Regions from separate parts of the Homo sapiens genome. Here region 1 is linked to region 2. A link is an interaction called in ENCODE POLR2A ChIA-PET data of the cell type or tissue named here. Cell type or tissue: GM12878. All regions are shown on one strand. Links, peaks and the distances in the headings refer to the core of each region. The heading gives the core; the rest is flanking DNA. Region 1 overlaps MAP2K5 (mitogen-activated protein kinase kinase 5). Region 2 overlaps IQCH (IQ motif containing H).

The links. Peaks named below come from ENCODE experiments on the same cell type or tissue, not always from the same donor. Only the 100,000 strongest peaks of a DNase experiment are listed, where the experiment ranks them.
Region 1: POLR2A ChIA-PET joins it to region 2 with 6 read pairs; 2 of 35 experiments call an interaction of 5 or more read pairs at or near these places.

What each region holds. Positions count from the first base shown.
Region 1 is chr15:67,758,189-67,764,928 of GRCh38, reverse strand. The region is part of intron 19 of MAP2K5 (mitogen-activated protein kinase kinase 5); the gene reads right to left. Among named protein-coding and RNA genes, the nearest start is that of SKOR1, 64 kb to the left of the region's middle. RefSeq lists enhancers at 1,663-1,712, 1,783-1,842 and a silencer at 1,993-2,072. In GM12878, for the core only: no CTCF peak of the experiment used is centred there; a DNase peak (open chromatin) is centred at 1,888; H3K27ac peaks cover 751 bases.
Region 2 is chr15:67,456,414-67,465,303 of GRCh38, reverse strand. IQCH (IQ motif containing H) reads right to left here. Exons shown (of 21, transcript NM_001031715.3): 17 at 7-177. All of the region lies in intron 3 of IQCH-AS1 (IQCH antisense RNA 1), which reads left to right. Among named protein-coding and RNA genes, the nearest start is that of C15orf61, 60 kb to the left of the region's middle. RefSeq lists an enhancer at 8,059-8,353. In GM12878, for the core only: no CTCF peak of the experiment used is centred there; no DNase peak of the experiment used is centred there.

The sequences.
Region 1 (6,740 bases), core at 1-4,000, 300 kb before region 2:
CTATTTTTAAACAATTAGATGAGGCCTAGATTCTTAGCAGAACTCTGCTTGTATAAGGGAGAAGGCTGGCATAAATACTCAACTGGAAAAAAGTTAAGGGCCTTTTGCTTAAAAAAATATTCCTTAGGACTACATTTTTGCCTATAATTCATAATTAAAGGTGACAGGGGGACCTGACAATAATGTGGTGGTTAATTCAGACACTGATAAGGCATAACATAAAATACTGTGTAAAAATGATACAATCATTCATTATTCATTCATTCATTCAACAGCTTTTGTGGGCATCTACCATGTGGAACGCAATGAGCCTGGCATTGTGGAATGGCTGATACTTAATCCATATCCTCAAAGAATTTGTGTATTGTTCAGAGGGATAAGATGTACATCCCTAATAACCAGCCCTGCAGGATGGAGGAAGTGGCCACGTGAGACTGCCAAAGCTGGGCACTCAGGATGAACAGGAGGGCACTGAGGTTTTGGTTCAGTTTGGCTGGCAGACGCGAGTTCACAAACGAGGGTCATGGGGCATAAAGTAAAAGAGTCTGCAGCGTGTGAGATACCTTCTTTGCTCTCCTACTTTCTTCTTTCCTCTCTCCCAGACAGCACCTGAGGGTGGGAGGGACCTTGAATGTTGTAGTCTGGGTCCTGTTCCCTTCTCCTTATACAAAACAGACATTCCTTCAAACCTTATGCATACTGGCAGTAAAGCAAAGGAAGATGGGACAACCTCTCAAATATCTCAAGGTGTTGGCTGCACTGGTGAATTCTGAGGTCAGCTGTACTGTGGTTGGATTAAACCAGCATGGCAAGTTAAATGAAATATGGCCAGCCCTCTAACTGTTTTTTAATAGCCCACTTCTAGACTTACGGTGTCAAGCCACCAAGCCAACAGGTGTTCAACACCAGAAAATCACCTGTAGTCTGACCAATATTGAGAGTCACACTCTATAATTTAAAAGTAAATCTTTTAATTCATGTCTGACGTTCCTTTGCCCTGGCCCAACAATGTCTACTCTTAGGCACTGGGATTCATACTAATTGGCAAAGCTCTATTGGATCACTGCATTCTATCCTCAGTGCTGGGATCAAAGGTCATTTGTAATTCTAGGGGCTTCATGCCCAGCAGGATAGCGTGTTGCCTGTCAGACCCTAAATTGGTTTCTGATCCTCCACTGTTCACTGCCTTAGAGTAGCATCTTTATGACACAACTGGCAGAACCCATAGGGCAAATCTGTACTTGCTTGGGGAGAAAATCGAGTTTGTTTAAAAAAAAAAATCTAAAAAACAAAAAAATGAAAAAAAACTGGACCCTCACCTCCAAGGATCTCCATAGAAGCTAATCTTCAAACCAAAAACAACCTGTCCAAGGTGCAAACTAATGTGAGATTCTGGGAAATCAGCTATATTTTAATATTTTAAAGGTCCTCAATGTACATATCTGCTGTAACAGAATGTAGACAGGGGAGAAAAAAGCAGTCACATGTTATCAGAAGGAGAAAGGTGGGAAAGAGATGAATAGGTGCTCCTGGTCCGAGAATGAGTCTCGTTTAGAGTGTGAGTAGCCATAACTACATAGCAGATTTGTACAAATTCAATCAATGCTTGTTAAAACATTGAGTTTATTTTAAAATGTGGCCACTCCATGAAGGAACAATCAGCATTTGGACTCTAAGTTTATTTTTGATTTCATGATGCAGATAGAACTGACCTACTTCTCGGTGTGTTACAAGGGAAAACATCAGGGTGAAAGCGAGGCTTTGAACTTAGGAAGGCTGGCAGATGACATACCAGAGAAGAAAGCCTCTAACTCCGCTCAGCTGCAGAACAGAAAGCCCGCCTTTTACTCATCCTACTCCACATCAAGTCTTGAGCAGAGAAAGTGAAAGATGATTCAATTTCCACACTGGCTCACCCCATGCTCTGGGCTGCCAGGCGTGACAAATTACATGTGTGGGCATTTTGGTGTGACGTTCTGTCCACTGGGTCTGGGCTGACAGTAGCAGCTCATTTAACTTGTCTCAGATGGGCCTGGAACCACGGGGTAAAGGCCTGAATTTTTGCCACTGAAAGGCCCATCCTACCCATAAACCCTTTAATCAAGGAGAACCAGCTGTTAGCCAAGTGAACATCACTACCAGATGGCTTATAAAAAACAAAATATAAACAAACAGGTCTAAAGGAATCTGTCTCTGGGTAACTGAAGTTTGAGATTATAGAGATTTTTTTTCCTATTTTCTTTTTCTCCTAAAAGTGTTTTGGAAGTTCTTCAGTATTGGGATAAAAGAGAATAGAAATGATCTTTGTCATTAATGTCAAAATGGATTCTTCATTTAGTCTGCTTGTTTTTTTTTTTTTTTTTGTCTGTCATTTAAAAGACTTATATTTACTTAGAAATGTTGTAAACATATGGTAAAGAGCTTGGTGTTTTATTACATTTCTTGAAAATAGGTGAGTGGAGAAATGGAAAATAGGTTAATCTTTTAAACTGTATTTATAATTGCTTCCTTTCCAAAGCCAATGAGCATCTTTTTTCTCTTTTTATTTTAGGTCTCTTGTTGGTCATCAGCCATAGTGCACAGCAGTTTTTAGATGTGCCTACATGAACAGTACACACATACTCACACACTAACATCCACATACATCTCCCTTTTCAGTGGCTTAGGCAGAGCAGCAAAAAACATACTTGTCTCATACCGAAGGGATTTCATTTACAAAAGTAAAACCCGTTATTGTCCTCTTTCTCTGCAGCCTCCCAATGCATTTCTACTGCTTTTCATAAAACACTGCTGCAAATAATCAAGCATGACCACTGACATCCACAAGATTGAGTTTTAGGAACCATTAAATGAGCTCACCCTCGTGGGAAGTCTCCTGCTCAGGCTGGTCTAAAGGTAATTATTCAGCAATTCCTACCTGTGCTTTTACCTTGTTCCTATACAGTGTTTGAATTTCATACACTGGTCAGGTCAACTTTTTTCCTCAGGAAAAGTCCAGCTATACATGTTTGATCCAGTACCTAAATTATAATGTTAATATACACACTGGCATTTCAGCTGGTTCTACAGAAGTGCTGATTAAAAGCACTCTTAAAGGTAGATCATAAATTATATTAAAAACAAAACAGAAAAATCTAGGAGAGAAAAAAACCCTTAATAGGTGCCTAAATGAAAAAAAATTGATCTTTTCATAGATAAAGAGTTAAGATTGAAACATCTGAACCACATCCACACACTGTTGAAGTACAGGAACCTGGCAGGTCCGTGTCCTGAAAAACCAACAAGCCATAACACTATCAAGTCAGACTCTGAGAACTCACTGTAAATCCAAAGTCCACATCACCACACTGTATGTCCTCCTGAATGTTCACTCGACTGTTAGTTAAAATAATTACTGCCATTTGCCACCTGCACTGCCAGCTACAGATAAGGGGGGAAACAGAACTACCAGTGGCTGCGTGTATGAGTGTTGGCTTTATTTGCTTACACATTTTTAAACAAATTCAAAGGCTGCTTCAGCTGCAATTCAAAGGCTGAGAATTATACGTGAAACTGTGCTATAGTTGGTTTCATAAAATAGACAGACAGAAGGGAATTTAAAGCTGGTTTAAGGAGACACTACACCAGTTTAAAACTAGTTACTATGAGGGGAACAAAGGGAAAGAGGGAGGGAGGGAAGAAGAGGAAATGAAAAAATAGAACCACATACTGTGAAATGAACAAGTTCAGTTAGAATGTTCATCAGGATTTGGAAAATCATAATGCCATCTGCTACTCTGGACCTCAAAACATCAGGGATCTCGTGGGCCCAGACGCTTCCATTTCCAGGAGGAAGGAAGGAACTTACACTCCCTGGAATGCTGCCTCCATTCTGGAATGGAGGCAACACCCCAGCCGACCAGTTTGGAATCTCTTTTGAGAACATTTGTACTGCTCACATACACATTTTCCCTGGTTTAGAGAAAATTAACAGCCGGCAAAACGATTACAGCAACTCGGCAGTGAAGCAGAGCAGTGCCCCCAGCCCAAGCTGCTGGGTAACTGACCCTGGCATCCAACTTGGGCTCAGGGTGTGTAGGTCCCATCATGGTGGATTAAATGAGCATTGTCCTATGGCTGGGTAAGACTTCACAATACAGCAACACATGTTAAATGACAGCAGCCAAAACTGGCCCCACCAGGCAACTGCCCATTCACAGACCGCTATTCACAGGCCTCCACCACCAAGAAATTAATTCATTAATAATACATCAGGCTTCATGGACAATTCAAAGGAAATAACACAAAGCTACTTGTTCAATGACTGCCTAAAGATGCAGAATTTTTCCTGGTTAAAAAATCCCCACAAATCTAATTGACTTACTAAATCAAAATTATGGGGATGTTTATGTTAATATTTTGGTTAGTAAAAAAGAAGAAATGGATAAGGTCTATTGGCTGAATTCACTCAGTGCCACTTGGAAATAATAAAAATATAGATTTTTTTCAGCAATAGTTAATAAAATCTAATTTTATATAATTGTGTGTTTAAAAAAACTTTTTTTTACTTCAAGTGACTTTGTACATCCTTCAGACTATGAGGAAAAAATTTTCTTATAACTTGTTTCTTCTGTAACATTTTGTATTCACTTCTTTCTTACTCCTCCCTTCTGACAACTCATAAATATGAATTAAATATAATTATAAGTGAACAGAACATTAACTTTTGGATTACTGCTGTGTTTTGGTAGAATGTTAATGTCATTTCTAAAGAAACAGTTATTACCAATAGAAAAAGTAATTACTAAAGGAATCCTGGCCTTAATGCTAACCTATTTTCAATTTTCAAACCAGCCAAACTGAATTAATTTAAACACACTGGACTTTTCAAAGAAGGTATTAGATTTCTAAAGATTGCCTTACATAAAAGAGGAATATCAGTTTTCAGGATCTCAACTATATATTCCCAACACTTTGAAACACAGGTCTAGTTGACAATATCGCCGAAAGGACAGGACCATTGTGTGCATATGCTTGTATTAACTTACTGAGTTTCTAATGCCTCAGTCATTAACTAATACAAGCTGCATGCACCATGAAATCCCACATCACAAAAACCTGTTTGTGGGAGTGGTTGGAGTTAATCACTATAGTCAGACACTGTGGGTCTGCAGGTCCTGTCTCCCTTTAACCACCCGCAGTTATGTGCTGTGACAGGAACAGGCCATCCTTGGGATGCTGGGAATAGGAGTGGGATGGTGTTCCTTTTACTTCTTGCTAACTTCAGAAGCCAGAGTCATGGTAAAGTCTCTAAGGTAAAAGATGAGTGGATATTATTTCCTCTGAAGTTGGTTAATCCCATTTTTTCTTTTCTTTTCTTTTTTTTTTTTGAGACACAGTCTCGCTCTGTCATCCAGGCTAGAGTGCAGTAGCGTGATCTTGGCTCACCGGAACCTCCACCTCCCAGGTTCAAGAGATCCTCCCACCTCAGCCTCCTGAGTAGCTGGGACTACAGGCACGTGCCACCATGCTTGGCTAATTTTTGTTTTTTTTTGTAGAGATCGGGTCTCACCATGTTGCCAGGTCTGGTCTCGAACTCCTGAGCTCAAGTGATCTGCCTTCCTTGGTCTCCCAAAATGCTAGGATTACAGGCATGAGCCACCGTGCCTGGCCTAACCCCGCTTTTGAATTTCTGGGAGGTATTATTAGGCAATCATTCTTGCCATCAGCATCCCCCACCCCCCAGCACCGGCTATTTTCATACCCCAGTGGCTTCTCAGGCACCCTGCCTAGGAGTGAGTGATTCTACATGAATGAATTTTTTAAGATAACACATTTAAGAGCCAAACTTATTGTATTTCAATAGAAATCTTTCTAAAAGGATTCGCGCTCCTCCATGCCAAATTAAACAGAGTACACAGAATAGAATTCAATTAACTGAAAGATGTGCGGTCATTCATATAGACAGCAAAACTGAACTGAGTTGCAAAACACGTATGCCCTTTGAGCATGTCTGCAATGCTAAGTTGTCTTCTTTCACAGCTGTATAAAAAACCTCTTCCTTTGATGCCAAAATGTTCAGTGGTCACTTTGTACTTTCTTCAAATCAGTGATAGTATAATGTAAGGAACCTTACCCTTTGATTGTCACTCAGTTTCCTTGTCTGTAAAATAGAGTGTTGTGGGGAAAGAATGTGACAGGAAACACTGTGTAAACCACAAAGGTTAAGGCTTAGACTTCTGAATTCTGGTAGAGAACCATATCTATTAGCTAAGTATCTCCTCATCATATATTCTCTGTCACTTTTTGGATTTGTATTTCTGAGGTCTTGAAAAAAAAAGTGTTGAGATTTATGCATAAATGTCATTTGATGAATATTTACAAGAGCCTATAGGATGTTAGGTGCAGTACTAGGAAGACAGAAATAAAATGTCTAGGAACTTAGAGTCTAGTTGTTAAACTCATAATTGAATCTGGAGCAGGAATGAATATAGTTTTGAATGAGGTGCTTGGTGATCTCCCAAGAACAGAATGCTAATCATCTCATCCCTTGAAAATGCCTCTCTTTCCGTGTGCCCCATCTCAGGAGAGTACCACCATGCACCTGACTGCCCAAGCCCTGAGATTCATCCCTGACCCTACCTCCCTACCCTCCCTTATATCTAGTTATTTACCAAATGCAGTTAGCTCCATCTCCTAAATACCCTTCAAACATGCTAAGGCTGTCCTGATTAAACCCCTCCAATTTCTGATCAGAACTA
Region 2 (8,890 bases), core at 2,171-6,170:
GCTTACCGGCATTGACAGCGCACTCATGCATTTGGTTTTCTTCCTTTCCTTTGGAACAAAGCGGGGCACTTCCAGGGTGCTCAAACTGCAATCCAGATGGCCGTTTGTCAGGTATAAGGTGAGTTGAGTCAGGGCCAGCTGGTCACTATATGCGAGGTTAAGGCCGGTTGCCCACACCTGATTAAAACAGGAGCCGTAGAAGTGAGGGTGAAATCAGCAAACAGCAGCGAAGGCCCCACCTCTGCCTAACCAGACCAAACTACATCAGACTAAGTGAAACCAGTGACCATGTGTCTTAATGGAGTAGATGTTTTTCCTTCTGTTTGTACATTGTTCAACTGAGAGATGGAGTCTGATTCTAATCAGAAGATTCAAGGTTCTTGTGGGAAGTTACAGAAATACTTGGCCAAGACAATCTGACAGAGATGCCGAGTCTTGCAAAGCTCATGTTGACTTTGATTTTTCTGCCTATGGCCTGCAGGTCAGTGCAGGTGGTCAGTGCCAGGTTTTCTACTGAGAAAATGAGACTGAAGCTTTGGAGGGTGGGGAACTACAGTAGAGCAGAAAGACGGGAAAAGAGTGATGAATATGAGAAAGGGCAGTTTGCCCTGATTTTGGAAAAAGCAGTGACAGCCCCTCTGGGAGCCTCAATATGATATTTAAGGGAAACTAATGGTTGGCCTCTAAGTCTTAGGTCTACCCCCATTTTCTCATGAGAGTGAAGGGTAATCTTATTTTACCAGTCCTACAATGTCACAGTATTCTCAATTGTCAATTGGTGATAACACCTTATCCTAGCTGTATCACAGTGTTATTAGAAGAATATTATGATGCAATAAAAATAAAAATAAAAATGCTTTAAAAAATAGACATTGGTTATAAGTTAATGTCAACTGCTAGGTAACTGAGTAATGTCCACTAATTCGTTTGACAAATATTTACTGAGCATCTACTATGTGCTAAACTGGCAATGATAAAAGTAGGTCATGTGTTACTTCTTCCCTCTCCTGTGGCAGATCAACCTTAATTGCCCTTGTCATCCCCCATCCCCACACTGAATCCAGAAGCATCCCTGGCATCCTCCTCAGTTCAATGTTCAAGGCATATCATCGTCCTAGTCACTGGAGAGTCAAAGGTAAATAGGCATAGGCCCTGCCATCAAGAAGGTGAAGACAGGCTGGGCACGGTGGCTTATACCTGTAATCCCAGCACTTTGGGAGGCCGAGGTGGGAGGATCACCTGAGACCAGCCTGGCCAACATGGCGAAATGTCATCTCTACTAAAAATACAAAAGTTAGCTGGGCAAGGTGGCGTGCGCCTGTAATCTCAGATACTTGGGAGGCTGAGGCACGAGAATCGCTTGAACCCAGGAGGCAGAGGTTTCAGTGAGCCGAGATCAGACCACTACAGTCCAGCCTGGGTGGCAGAGTGAGACTCTGTCTCAAAAAAATAAAAAATAAAAATAAGAAGGTGAAGACAGATACATACATATCCAATTAAACAATAGAATTTTATATGTGATAAAATAATGGGGTGGAACAAAGTACTACTGAAGCAGAAAGAAAGGACAGACTGGGTTTGTCTAATGAAATCAGGGCTGCATCATGAAGGTGACCTTTGAGCTTTAAACAAGCAACAAAAACACAACTGGTCCCATGTATCAAGTACCTGCAGTTTTTATGAAGCTGGGTGAATCATAAATATCTCAGATCTCTGTGGTAGCCTAAAAAATAACAACCCCATGTCACAGATGAAGAAACTGAGGTTCAGGGAGGTACCCAAATCCACTGAGTTAGGAAGTGGTGGTGTTGGGATCTGAATCCAATTCTACCTGGCTCCAAGTCTACCTTCTTCCCATTCCCTGATTCTGGCCCAGCCAATCCTTATCCTATGTAACAGTTCTCCAGTGAAATTAAAAACTAAAGTTGCAGAGGATCAGAACATGTTTGTGTTTAATATAAGACATGCCATGAAAATGTCTTGTGGAGAAAACATGAAGTATTTCTGGAGTATGCTGTAATTAGCATAATGCATTTTCACTGTAGGAAGTTGGAAACTAACACATTTTCATGAAGACTTGATTAAACAGTTTTTCCTCCTAGAAGGCCTGTATTTACCCCGCTCACCAACTCTGTGTGTTAAAATACATAATACATCTGCCCTAGAGTGGACTCCTGTCAAACAAATCTAGCAGTGAGTGACTTGAGTAAGCATTGAATGTAAATGGCGTCATTATAAGGATATTAAGAGGTCAAGCTGTCAAGGCCCCTTGCTAAACTAAAGCTAATTTCAGGAGTCATATTCGCACAGTAATGCCCTTTTATAATAGCAAATAAATCACATTGCAACAATTGTTAAAAACTAACTGCCAAGTATCTGTTGCAGTTGTAAATATCCTATTTGTCAACTTAAATATTTCCTGCTGTATGGCATGAAATGTAAATCAGATGGGGACAGCTACTTTCCCTTAATATGAGAAAGTGAGCTTGCTATTCTAGCAGGTCAGACTTTTTTTTTTCAGAGTTTCTATTTTGAGGTTTTAGTGTCCTTGATCAAAGGGAAACATACATAACAAACATTATTAATATTTATGTTAATAATATTAATGCTTTGGTAATAAGGATTTTAATAGGAGGCAGCACAGTGTAGGGGAAAGAGTGAGAACCACGGAGTCAGAGAGCTTAAATCTGGACCTCACAGTGGGAACTGCAATGGGTTGGTTAAGCTTTCTCAATCTCAGTATCCTTAAGTGTAAAAGGAGCAAAATCTCAGTATCCTTAAGTGTAAAAGGAGCAAATGATAATACTGACAGGGTTTTAGAAACAAAATAAATGCACGTGAAATTGCCTTATAATTTCTTTCTTTTTTTTTTTTTTGAGATGGAGTCTCACTCTGTCGCCCAGGCTGGAGTGCAGTGGTGCGAACTTGGCTCACTGCAACCTCTGCCTCCCGGGTTCAAGCAATTCTCTGCCTCAGCCTCCGGAGTAGCTGGGATTATAGGTGCCTGCCACCACGCCCAGCTAATTTTTTTGTATTTTTAGTAGAGACGGGGTTTCACCGTCTTGGCCAGGCTGGTCTGGAACTCCTGACCTTGTGATCCACTCTCGGCCTCCCAAAGTGCTGAAATTACAGACATGAGCCACCGCGCCCAACCTTTACTGAACTTTATAAGGTAGGCCGGGCGCAGTGGCTCATGCCTGTAACTTCAGCACTTTGGGAGGCCAAGGCAGGAAGCCACTTGAGGCCAGGAGTTCAAGACGATCCTGGGCAACATAACGAGACCCCAACTCTATTTAATAAAAATAGGGAAATAAATAAAATTAAACAAATAAAGTTCATTACAGATGCTTTTTATGATGACTAAACATTTCCTTTCAGAGCAGATTCTTAGAAGGCACATTGTCCGTTGTCTATGTTAGCTATTAGGTCACCCATTTAATAACTGTTGTCCCCATACGTAATTGTTCTATTCAACCTCACAACTCAATCCAGTAGGCAGGTAGGTTTGTGCAAGGTTGGTATTACTCTGTCTCCATTTTACAGATGAAGACACTGAGATAAAAAAGCAGCCTCATAGTTTGCCTAAGATCATATAGTACAAACCAGAACTCTGTTTCTAGAGCTGAAATGCTTTTGCTTCCTCTGGCTGCCCTAACCCCTTGGTTCTCAAAGGAAACAGGAGGACAAATTTTCTTCAGCCTTTTCCTCAACAGCAGGCTTGCCTGATTTGCTCAGATAATTGTTCTGTTCTCCATCTGGTCTTTCCATTGAAGACACCGCCTGAGGCATGCTTGTTTTGTGCACAGGGGTTCCTATCTCCCCTTCTAGACTGTCAGCCCTTTAGGGGATGCTGCCAAGTCTTTGTCTTCCTGCAGCACCTCGTGTCTGGGGCAGGGCACGCAGCAGGGTGCATTCGCAATTCCAGTGTTTCACTGTGAACTCCTCTTCCGTAACTTTTAGGAAATGAGATCCAGGTGGGTCACTTGAGGCTGGTTTCAGATTCAAATGCAGCAAATATTCACTGAGCACCTCCTCCGTGCCAGGCCCATGTGTTCTCACACCTCTCATTTAATCCTATTCTTGTATTTTTAGTAGGGACGGGGTTTCAACATGTTGGCCAGACTGGTCTCCAACTCCTGACCTCAAGTGATCCACCCACCTCGACCTCCCAAAGTGCTGGGATTACAGGCATGAGCACTGAGCCCAGCCCATTTAATCCTATTCTTGATTTGGGACTCTGATGGTAACTTTAGAATCTAATCTCTCAGCACTAGGTACTCTTGTCCCACTTTAGGTGAGCAATGATGGGGGCCTGAACAAAGTACTATGAGTGGGCATGGGAGACTTGGATGAATTTAAAATGTTTATGTGGTGGCTTTGACATGACTTATGATGACTTATAATAACTGGCTTGACAGGTTAATTGATTAGATGTGAGGGTGGGGGAAAAATATCACTGAAGGTTAGGGCTGGAAAGACCCTTAAAAATCACCTAATACAGTCAGTTTATAAATGGAGCGACTGTGGTGTGAAAAGTGAAGTGGTTGCCCTAGGTTGCAGAACCAGGTGTCAGAGGTGAGTAATGAGAACATAAGGTGTCTCAGCTGTCAGTCAGAAATCACTTGTTGCCAGTTGTTTGACTGATTAAAGGTCACTTTGTTAAAAATGGTTAGAATGCTAGAGAGATTTATATTAAGGTCTTAAGAGCACAAGGAATACAAAAAATAATTATCTCAGTATTACCTATATTACTGAAACACTTGCTGTCCAACGTTTTGGCAGTGGCTAAAAAGACTATGACACATCCAAGTGATGGGATAGTCTGATATAATTAGAGACAGTGGTTGTGAGGAACTTTTGATGATTTAGGAAGATGCACAAAACAGCAAAAGGAGGATAGAAAGTTACACAAGCAACATGACTTCAGCTTTGCAAAACTAATATATGTAGAAAAGACTAGATGAGAATATAACAAAATGTTACCAGCCAGTGTTAACATTAGCAGAATCACGATAACTGCAACTGTATATAGACTTCCATGTATATTCTAGATCTGCACTATCAAATATGGTAGCCACTAGCCTCATGTGGCTATTGAGCACTTGAAATGGTACAAATGCACACCAGATTTTGAGGACTGAGGATGTAAAAAAGAATGCAAAGTATCTCATTAATAAGAAAGTATTAATAATAAGATAATAATAAAACCACTGCTGCCTTGACTTCCTGGGCTCAAGCGATCCTCCTGCCTCAGCCTCCTGAGTAGCTAGGACTAATAGGTTTGCACCACCAAACCCTGCTAATTTTTTTTTCTTTCCTTTTTTGTAGAGACAAGATCTTGTTGCCCAGGCTGGTCTCAAACTCCTGCGTTCAAATGATACTCTCGCCTTGGCCTCCAAAAGTGTTGGGATTGCAGACCTGAGCTACTATGCCTGGCTGAATTCTATTTCTATTGGATTGGTTGTAAAGAAGTGCATTGTAGCCTGCAAAGGAGCAGGGCCAGTGGGGTGGAGAGGGCAGAAGTGCTACAGAGGCCCCTGCTCTCCACTGCCCTGACTGCTACTGTGCTGGATGCCGTGTGAACCACAGCTGCATCTGGAGGCCTTGGGCAGGTGAGAGCCAGCAGACAGGGCAGGAGTCAGGCAAAGGTCAGCTTGCCCAGATTGTTCTGGTCCAAGGATCTGGACCGCAAGCTTTGAGATGACAATGTAGCAACATGCTTCTGTGTGGGGAGGGGTGGGAGAGAAGCCTGGTCTTGAGCCCTTTTTGCCTGAGGTGTTCTCAGCAGATGGAGGCTGCCTGCTCACCCCTGCTGCTTCTGCCTCTTTCTGGTGACAGGCGGGATGAATGGGTGGCAGAGCACGCAGATGTGGGCAGATGTGCTCAGGCCCTACATTCTGTGCAAATAAAGTTCTCAGCAAAGGGTTTAGTGTTGCCTCTTGCCACCCTTCTCCTATGGGCATCAGGGCACGTATGGGACTCAGAGACTAATTTATAGATCAAATAACACTCACTGAAGAATCAGGATTTCAGAGCTTTATGAATCCAAAGATGCTCTGCAGACTCATCTCTAAGTTTTCTTATCGTCTTCTTCCTCTTTTTCTTTTTGTAAGAAGAACCAGAGATTTCAGACAGGATAAATGACCCACTAAAGGCCCCAGCTTTTGGTATCAGGGTCTGAGACAAATATCTGTGACCCAAAAGAAGTTGCCTCTCCGGGCCACACTTTCCTTAACTAATCACTCACTGGGGATAGTAGTCTGGGTGAATCCTCCCTCTGTTGCCTCCAGATGTATCTATGAGGCTAACAGGGAATTGTGTATATTTATCATATTGCCGAAAATTTTTAAAAAGACAGGCACTCCAAATAAGCCAACTCTGAGACATGCAGTACTGAGAATTCACCCACGCCAGAAATGGCATCCAGCCTTCAGGGTGAACTGTGATACACGGCCCATCATGCTCAGTAGCTGGTTGGCCAAAGGGATGTGTGAGTCACCTCTCTGCCCATGTTCACAGCATTCACAGCCCCAGTTCGACAGAAAATCCAGCATTGGACCACTTGATTTTTTCTAGAGTAAGACCAAGTGCTCGGTCACCTGCCCAGCTCCTCTGGTTGGTAGAGAATACAGCCATGGGTAGGCCATGGTTCCCTCTGTTTTACTGGTTTGGCTAGGTACAGAGCCAAGGGCTTATTTCCTTTTTACAGCTGTGGAGGCTGGGAATGCACTGGAGAGTGTTGAGTGGAGGAGTGATGTGAGCTAACTAATGTGACTCTAATTGCATTGACAAGAGGCCCTGAGGGGGCAAGGATGGAAACAGGGAGTCCAGTTAGGAAGACTTGCAGTAATTGAGGTGAGAGATGATGGTGGCTGGACCACACTGGTAACTGGAAGGTGGGAGAAGTGGTTGTATTATAGATATTTTTCAAAAGTAGAACTAAAAGGACTTATTGATGGATTGGATGTGCAGTATGAGAAAAAGGAGCCAAAGGTGTCTCCAAAACTTCCACCCTGAAGAAAATGGAAGAATAGCATTACCATTTCCCACTGGGGCAGAATGCCAGAGAAATACCTTGGAGGGTAAAATCAAGATTTCAGATCAGTTAAGTTTGAGATGCCTTTGTTACAGCATGTTATAGAGGGTGGGTTGAAATCTCAGGCACTTTTTCTCCTTTTGCAGCTGTAAAATCAGGAGGATGTGCATGGCTAGGCTCTAGGGATAAAACAGAATCAGTTCCTGGGAGGGAAGAAGCTTTTTCTCTGCTCTCACTTCTGGGCCTGGGGCTCAAGATTCTCCTGGATTGGTGAGAAGTGAGGTCTATAGGACCTGAGGCCTTCCCCAGGGGACAAGGCAGAGGCAGCTCAGTCCACTTCTCATCACGTTTAGGCTAAGATGCAGTAAGGTGGAGAAGGACAGGGGCAGCTTGGTAGGGGAAAAGTGACAACAGCTTGAGAGTAATGGGATTGGAGGGGACCGTGGCTTGGGAGAGGTGGATGGCTTTCTCAGGACAGAGAGTGCCCTGGACCAGAGTCACAGGACCTCGCTGGGAGTGCTGGCCTTGTGGTCTTAAGCAACTTCTTTCCCCTCTCTGGGCCTATTTCCTTGTCTATTAATATAGGCCTGATGGGATCTATCCCTGAGGGATATGTGTGGATTCAGTGGCTAAATGAGATAGTGTGTGAGACTATTACTACAGAGGCCTGGCAGACATAAATCTGTTTTGGGTCCTGACCACTTCTTCCCCATCTGACTGTTGGGAGCAGAGTTTGAGCAGGTGTAAGAATTCACTTGGTTCTTGACTTCTGTGTTCTTGCCTGCTTCTCAGAGACAGGGAGCACATTTAACTCTTTGCAGATGCTATTTAAATACAGGCCTCAGAATCCCAGCTATTATAAACAGAACACGTTTTCTTAGGCAGTTACTAAATGACATATTTTTTCCCCACTTGGATCACTGAATCTCCAGACAGCATGGAGCTCTCCATTGTGGTAAACAACACACCTCATGCTTAATTTTAAAGGAGTTGGTACACCCCACTGTAAGAATTTTCAATTAGTAAAATACTAATGTGATTATGGTATTTGGTAAGAGTTGTTTGCATAACATTAAAATGCAATAGGCCCTCTGCCTAAATCAATAGGCAGAGGGGAGAGCAGCCGCTTGGCTTGTTGCCACCTGGTGGCAGCTGTTGGGATAGCCCAGTCTCTTGGAGAAGTGAAGAACGGCAGTTGTCGCTGTACAGGGCAGTCACCCCGGTCAGCAATTGAGCCTCTTGGTTTTCAGCTTAGAGGCCTTCCCCTCTGTCTCTGTTAATCCTACTCATCTTTTTGGGCATGACTTAAATCACAGCTCCACGAAGCTATCTTTGAGCAACTAGAGCTTCCATCTCTGTACCAATCCCCTTGGACACTGCCTTCTATGGGGTGTTTGGAGTGGGTGGGGTAAGAGGCTGCAAACCATCTGTGCCCCACCACTTAGCACTCAGGGCCAGGCGTACCTAAGACTTCCGTGATTTTCAAAGGCCTTCAAAACTTTTGGATTCTGAAAAAAATCCAAAATCCATATTTGGGAGTTCCTGGCTCCCAAATATGAAAAGAAAACAGCAAAATAACAATGTTTTAAAAATATCAACCAAATAGAACATGTCGGTCAGATACAACACAATACTAATACAGTTATGTCTAAATCATATTCCATGATTATCCTCATGGAATAGATGAAATGGATTTTTAATACATTTGATACGATGTAGGATGGAATCTCTAAAACTAAAAATACTCAGGGCTTAGGGAGGTCTTAACCAGCACTGTCCTGGCTGACTGAGAATGACCTCCATCCTTCTCATCTCTTCATTTTATGGGTGAGGACTCTGAGGGTGAAATGACTT